Linked DNA regions of Homo sapiens: region 2 is linked to region 1. Evidence: chromatin loops called from intact Hi-C (ENCODE). Cell type or tissue: PC-3. All regions are shown on one strand.

What was found. A loop is a pair of places that touch in the nucleus more often than their neighbours do. Peaks named below come from ENCODE experiments on the same cell type or tissue, not always from the same donor. Only the 100,000 strongest peaks of a DNase experiment are listed, where the experiment ranks them.
Region 2: it touches region 1 in a loop (3-fold over the local background); 2 of 110 quality-filtered maps call a loop at or near these places.

Annotation. Positions count from the first base shown.
Region 1 is chr5:124,654,493-124,658,492 of GRCh38, reverse strand. The region is part of intron 3 of ZNF608 (zinc finger protein 608); the gene reads left to right. Among named protein-coding and RNA genes, the nearest start is that of ZNF608, 90 kb to the left of the region's middle. In PC-3, no CTCF peak of the experiment used is centred here; a DNase peak (open chromatin) is centred at 2,392; H3K4me3 peaks cover 1,300 bases; H3K27ac peaks cover 1,597 bases.
Region 2 is chr5:125,174,190-125,178,189 of GRCh38, reverse strand. All of the region lies in intron 4 of LOC101927421 (a long non-coding RNA gene), which reads right to left. Among named protein-coding and RNA genes, the nearest start is that of LINC02240, 320 kb to the left of the region's middle. In PC-3, no CTCF peak of the experiment used is centred here; a DNase peak (open chromatin) is centred at 1,999; H3K27ac peaks cover 1,571 bases.

The sequences.
Region 1 (4,000 bases):
GCCTCAAAGGAGGCAGCTACTTACTAGGAAGTTTAATCAAAGACAAGAAATAAAACCCCTTGGTACAAATGTATACAGACACACACTCTATACATGTACATATTCAGTTTATGCATTTGAATTGCTCCAAATGTCTGTCTCAGAAGACTGTATTTTTTTATTTGATTCTATCTTCCTGTCCTCCTTTGTCCCTTGCATCCTGCTGTGTGTTGACTGAGCGCTGAGGGACCACAGCATGAAGGCCATCCCTTTTGGGGTACAGGGGGTGGCTTTTGATGCATCCCAGTTAAATGTCTGACTTGCTGACCTTGCTGAAGCAAGCTCAGGGGACTTGTCTTCTTCCCTCCTCCCCCAACACTATCACCTGAAACCTGTTCTGCCTGCCTGTCCCCAAAGTAGGGACTCCAGGAACCTTAGCAGGAACTACTAGAGGAACGGTCTACACAATAAGGGGTACATATTGTATATGAATGGTGCAGTACATATATTTTATTTTATTTTAAAGCTGGCCTCAAGTCATCAAGGGCAATGTTGCTTTAGGATATGTATGTTTGCCTAACTTAAAAGCAAATATTTTTGTTACTGATCAAAATTCCTGATTAAAAATTACTTTCTAAAGATCTCCATGTGATTTTTTTTTATGATGCTCTTTGTTACTTAAAATGTCTAAATTACACCTAAGACATTTTGTAACTAGGACACTTGCTTGGTAGAACATATGTTTTGATTATTTAAAAGAAGTAAAGCATGTCTTTCCACAGTAAACATTAATTGATCTCTAATGATCTGTTTTTGTTTGTTTGTTTGTTTGTTTTTTTGAGATGGAGTCTCGCTCTGTCGCCCAGGCTGGAGTGCAGTGGTGCGATCTCAGGTCACTATAAGCTCTGCCTCCCGGGTTCACGCCATTCACCTGCCTCCGCCTCCCGAGTAGCTGGGACTACAGGTGCCCACCACCAGGCCCGGCTATTTTTTATTTTTTTATTTTTTTATTTTTTAGTAGAGACTGGGTTTCACTGTGTTGGGCAGGATGGTCTCGATCTCCTGACCTCGTGAGCCACCCGCCTCGGCCTCCCAAAGTGCAGGGATTACAGGCGTGAGCCACTGCACCTGGTCTCTAATGATCTGTTTTGATTTAGTATTTCTTTTCATGTTATATCTTGGGCCCTGTAAGTTTTCACTGATGCTTAAACTTGGTCAGTGAAAATATCGTCACCATCTATATGTGCGGTGCAGCCTCCCACGTGAACATATGGGACAGCATCTTAGTGTTACCGGTGGTGCCTTATAAAAGTCTTATTTCTGCTCCCTCTTCTTACTCACAAGACTCCTTAACAGGCCATTGTATCTTCTAGAAGTGGGAAATGATAATGTTACTAGGGAAGCAAGAAAAAAGCAGCTTGGGCTTCTTTTAGCTGACCAGTCAGCTGGATATTGACCACCTGTCTTCATGGGAAAGAAATAGATGGCAGTGAATAAGCGAGAGTCTAGTTTTCCAAAGAAGCTCAATGATTTTCCCAAATCAATACAGCTCATCAGGCCTCAGAACAAAGGCTGCAGGGGAGGTGACAGTGATGGAAGTGGCTCTGTGTTCTTTTGTGTATTAAACCATAAGGCCCATGGGGAAACAAGGTTTCTTTAGCTGTGTGTGTGTGTGTGTGTGTGTGTGTGTGTGTGTGTGTGTGTGTGTGTGTGTTTAGGGCTTATTCTGTGTATTTAGGGGGAAAATCCTTTCAGATTTTTTTTTTAAAAAAGGATTTCCATAGATTGTATACCAATGACCAAATGTACTTTTGAAAGAGATAAGTACAGTCAAGTAAGAAAGATTATCATGTTTTAAAATGCAGAGTAGAACAGCATTTTTCCATTGCTTTTGTTATTGCTTAAGGTTTCATTTTTTGTTGTCGTTGTATGTGGATTGGGTTTAGATGAACCAAAAACAAGTCTGTGTTCAGATTAACCTCTGGCAAACCAAGAATCGTAACTACCCTCCCATAAACAAACCCTGTTCCTAATGCCCTGAAAATAACACCAAACCCTAATAGGAATGCTCAACTGTCATCTGAGAGGTTATAATTAACGCAGATAGAGTGATGCCAACATATTCCAGCCGCTGACAGAGAAGATCTATCCAAACCAGCAATTTTTAGCCCTTCAGTCCTTTAATCTTTAAGCTCACTGTGCTTTCATAAAGTAGTACATTAACACCAGAGCAGTGTGTCTCTGGGGTTTATGACTGGGGTGGCGGCACACTAGGGCATAAAGTGTTTCATTACACTTCCTTTTGTTAGTACTGCCCTATCTCCCAAGCTCCATTGCCATACACTATTTGTTCAGATAAAGCCCTATGTTCAGGGTGACTAATCGCAGCACTGTGTTCCAGATGGTTTGATTACAGGATGTGTTTAAAGTGACTCTTCAAACATTCAGCCCAGCGGTAGGGCTCTTTAAAAAAAAAACATACTGCATTTTATGGTCATGTGACAACACTTACTTTTCCTGTCCTAGTGCTCTATATATACTTGGCACAGGTAATGGGAAAGTCCCTCTGATTTTTGGCTGGCAGGTATTTTATGAGCAACCTTAGTTGTACATTTTAAATTTTCCCAAATAATTATATTTGAAGAAGGATCTGTCTGAAGGTTATAAGCTCCGAGGCTGGAACAGCGAAGCTTGTGCTATACAAGATTCAGCCTTTACAAAGTACCAGTATTGAATACCACAGAGTGACGACAACATAATAATGGGGGGAGGGAGTCCTGAACAAAGAAATGGTGATAAATCATACCTTGCACAATAGTCACGTTGTGTAAAAATGGAGGGTAATATGATATCTGAAATATATGAATTTTATCCTGTACTCATGAAATCAGCATATTGTGACATTTTGTCACCAATGTTTCACTAGAAAAAAATATATAAAAGGAAAGAAATGTGTAAACTTTCTTTTTTAAAGGCATATGGCATGAATGGGTTACCATTTGGTGTTATTCGAATGAGGTTTCTGTTTTCTGCCTGGATGCACATCAAATGCATCCAGATGTGGTAGTCTGAGAGAGTTCAAAAAAACTTCTGTCTGATTCCAAACTCAGCATTTGCGATGCTTGGCAAAGACTTCTGTCCCGGGGATGAGGCACTTTAAAGACTCTGAAGCAGTCTTTAAACTCAATACAAACAGAATTATGTCAATCCACTGGGAAATCAGGCATTTGCCCCGTTCTTGAGGAAACAGCTTCACAAATACCAGAAATAATAATTCATAAACCACATTTATAACATCTTGGGAGCAAAGCCTCTCCACAGAGAATGTCTATCATCTATAAAACTAGTGGGAGATTATGCTTATTGAAAAAGTATGGTAGTAATAAAAGGAAGTCACTGAGTAGGATTCAGTCTAGACTCTCTCTCTCGTCAGTCCTCGTGTAGTTAGTTCCTAGGTGTTTAATGAATTCTCACTATTAGGTAGCCACTGTGCCGCCAGGGGTTGTGGGTGCAGACACTGCTCCTATTTTCAAGGAGTGTCATCTAGTTGGAAGAGTTAGGCATACTGTGTATACAAGCAGAGTAAAATATTATGGGGGCCATGTATTACGGTAGGACAAATAGCCTTAAGTTCAGACCTGGGAAGTTCTCCTTGTCATTCAGGGTCCCAGATGAAGGAGACTCTGCCACCTTTATCCTGAGGACTTCGAGATCACAATAGCCATTTCCATTGCAGCCAGACAGAAAGGGATGAGAGGTTCTTATGGGCCAGGCCTGGAAGTGGCCCACATTCATCAGTTCTCTCACTTGCTTTCTGTAGGACTCAGTCACATGGCTGCATCGGACTGATAGGGAGGCTGAGAAGGAGTCTAGTTGTGAGCTCAGAAAGGGGAGGGAAACATGGCTCGTACGTTTCCATCAGGGCAAGAACTGTGTATGCAGTGCTGTGGGGATCCAGGAGAGAATGGCTGTCTTTTGGCAGTGTGCCTGGTATGCGTGTGTCTAGGGCAAGGATTCACAG
Region 2 (4,000 bases), 520 kb before region 1:
CTATCCAGTTTATAGTGTCTATTCATATAAGGAGTAGTCAAAGTATACTAAATTATTACACCAACTGGTAAAATCTACTTCCATACTGATTAGCTGAGTTCATATATATATAAATGTGGATATCGGTATGTAATTTTAGCAGCTATAATTAAATAATTTTAAAGAAGACTGAATTTGTTTTCTAGATTTTAAACTCATTTATGACCTTTATGAACTTTAATAAAATATTATATATCCACTGCTAGGTATTTTAAATGTTGTTTACACAAGTGAATAATATGCCCTAGTGAGACCAGTGCCTGAGTTATTCTCTGGTTCTAACAGAGTTCCTTTGGGAGTTATCTGCTTCAAGCCACTATGGATCTAAAGCATACTATAACACAAGACAGAGTCACTTAGTACCCTCCCAGGAACCATGTCCTCTGACACTGTCATGGCACCAGGGAAAAATCTGTCTCATATTTGTTTAGCATTCTACATTAATTTCAACAATCAATACAGTAAAAACATAGCTAAGCATTCTGGAGATATTTCTTGATAAACTACTATGTGCCAGGTACTATATATGCAAATGACACTAGGACAGGTTAAGCAGGTGGTCCAAGTTACAGAGCTTAAGTGTCTCTGCCTCTAAAGCACAGCTGAATCATTACGCAATGGCTTCTCTTCATACGGTATTTTCTACGTACTTATTCCCTCTCCTACACCAAAAGAAGAAATATTTAACTTAGTGCTTGGTGCAAGGTTGATGATCAATAAATGCTTCTTGAATAAGAAAAAGTCTTCTCTAACCAAAATTTCGCCCTCTTCTCAGGAATCCTGTCTTAGTTAAAAGCATCACCATTCACTCAATTTATCCAAGCTGAAAACTGCAGAACCATCTATTATTTATTTTCTTCACTCTTAAGCCCTTCATCCAATCGGTCACTGTGATGCTTAATTTTACATGTCAGTTGGGATGGGCCACAGGCCCTAGATATTTGGTCAAGTACTATTCTGGATGTTTCTATGAGGGTGTTTTTTGGATGAGATTGACATTTAAATTGGTGGGCTTTTAGTAAAGCAGATTACTTTCTCTAATATGGGTGGGCCTCATTTAATCAGTTAAAAGCCTTAATAGAACAACAGACTGACCTCCCCAGGGGAAAGTAGAAATTCTGCCAGCAGACAGAGTTCAGGTTTGAACTGCAACATCAACTCTTCCCTGGGTCTCCAGTTTGTTAGCCTACCCTGCTAATTTTGGACTTTCCAGCCTCCATAATCAAGTAAACCAATTCAGATGCACGTGTGCACACGCACACACACACACACACGCACACACTCACCCACACACACACATTCTATTTGTTCTGTGTCTCTGGAGAACCCTGACTAACATGGTCATTAAGTTTTATAAATTCTTTCTCTGACCATCCTCAATTCCCTGCATTGGCTCAAGTTCCAGTCTCTTGCAGTAGCCTTATAATTAGTCTTTCTGCTCCTAGCTTCTCTAATTCTCAAACTGGAATTAGGTCAGTGGCTCCCAAATGCCTGCAGAATCAAATTCAGACTCCTTGGCATGACACGCAAGGCCGCTCACAATTTGGAACCAGCTTTCCTACCCAGTTCCATCTCCCACCCTCAGTCCATTCCAGTCTGTCCCACTCTTTCACACCTCTGGGTCTTGCTGTCTGTGTTGTGAAACGTTCTTCTGAAAATCTGAGCAAGAGTTCCAGTTATTACGTACACAATCAAATGGAAGATTTTTGGCCCCGACTCCTTACTTGGCACTTTGTTGCCCAATCAGTGACTTTGGATCAGTGACTTTTGTGAGTTAAAAGCAAGAAAAGAGTTCAGCCTTCCCTAAGAATTCTTTCCTTATCTCTGTGGATCATATAAATCCATATGTGCCCTGTAAACTGTGTTGACACAATGAAAGAAAAACCAGTGGAAGGTGAAACAATAAATCAGCTACAGTCAACACATTGCCAAGCCACTGTTCTGACTGCTTTTTCGTTCACCTGATGCTTTTCACTTAACTGACACAATATCCCAGTTATGTTTTCATCGGGTAGCCACACCTTTAGCAAATAAATGATGTTAGACAGGGGCCCATAAAACTTCCAACATAATTTTAAAGTCTTTTGTTTCATGTTGTATTGAATTTCATCAGACTGATTTCTGACTACCTGTCATGTATGTTTCCTTTGTTCATTAGAATGTAAGATTCGAATTGCTTTGAAATTCCCTTTGGTGAATTGTTATGCGATGTGAAATGTTATCAAAAGGTCACTGAAATACATGTACCAGCAGCTTTCAAAATTAACAGACAGCATGGCCAATTCTACATCTGGAAAACGGCCCAGTCAGGAATGCAGATATAATACAGCCAATATTCATTCATTCAGCAAAGGAAATTTACTTCCTCTCTACTGTGCTAAGTCTGGGAATATTAAAGTGAATATAATAAACTCTCTATCCTTAAGGGGTTCAAAGGAAGAAGACAGCCAGATTAACAAACCATAACTTTGTGTACTTTAAATAATGCTTAAGAAAAATAAGTTCTATGTACACTTAGGGACTGGTCAAGACAGGATCCACCAAAAAAAAAAAAAAAAAAAAAAAAAAAACCATTTGTGTGTGTGTGTGTGTGTGTGTGTGAGTGTGACGGTGTCTCACTCTGTCATCCAAGGTGGAGTACAGTGGAGAGATCTCAGCTCACTGCAACCTCTGCCTCCCAGGCTCCCAGGCTCAAGTGATCATCCCACCTCAGGCTCCTGAGTAGCTGGGACAACCAGTACATGCCACCACACCTGGCTAATTTTTTTTTGTACTTCTGGCACAAAAGTACAAAAGAAGGAGTTTCCCCACATTGCCCAGGCTGGTCTCAAACTCTTGAGCTCAAAAGATTCACCAGCCTTGGCCTCCCAAAGTGCTGGGATTACAGGCATGTGCCACCACACCCAGCTCTGATTTTTGAGCTGAATTAAATAGTGTCACCTGATAGAAAATCTGGCTTGCTTTAGAGAACTGATTCATAAAATGTGGTCCCCCGACCAATATCTTCAGCACTGCATGGAAACTTGTTAGAAATGCAGAGTCAGGCCCCAATTCAGGCCTCTTGAATCTGATGTTCTGGGGATGTGTTTTAGTAGCTCTCTTCATCATTCTGATGCACCCTTAACTTTGAGAGTCACCAATTTAGAGAGAGATGCACAGCCCAACACAGCTGGTATCTAAGGAGTGGGCTTTTGGGGACAAGTAGTTGAAGAGGGCCACAGAAGATGAGGACTATAGAGTTACAAAGTGTAAAGAAGCCTAAATACCTTGCTTAAAAGTTAAGACTATCCTCTAGGTCATGGGAATACATTAAAGTGTGGTAACTAGGAAACTATAATAATTAGATATGTGATTTTGGAAAAATAATTGGAGCAGCAATTTAAGACATAAATTCAAGATATGTAAGCAGTGAGGGACATAGGAGACTGTTATAAAAGTCCAAGCCAATGGTGTTTGGGGCCTGAGTTAAGTAGCCAGTGGCAATGAGAATGAGGAAGGAATGATGGATTTGAGAGGCTTTTAGAATGTAGAATTGCCAGTACTATTTTTGACTGAATAGATATAGATCTTAGAGGGCAGGAAAAGAATGATCTCCTTAATTGTCTGGTGCATTCTTTCTCAAACTGAATGTCCAAACCATTTTTAAATGGAGTGAAGAAGAGATGAAACTTTGCAAGTTGGTAATTGAAGTGAGAGATGGAAGGAAACTTGAGTGAGAAGTAAGCTTAGGTTTAAATAGCTTGAGGTATCTGTTAAAATATCCACAGCAGAAATAAAATAAAATACATTGCTGTGTCTGTTGGGTGTTGTTTTTTTAAATCTTGCTTTCTTGCAATTTCCTATTAGACTTCAAGAGTACCCCAATAAAAAAGTGAGTACATATTCTGTATAAATGTCAATTCACAATAAAATTCCAGATGAGCATTTGGCTGTTTGTATTACCAATTTACCTGATGGATCT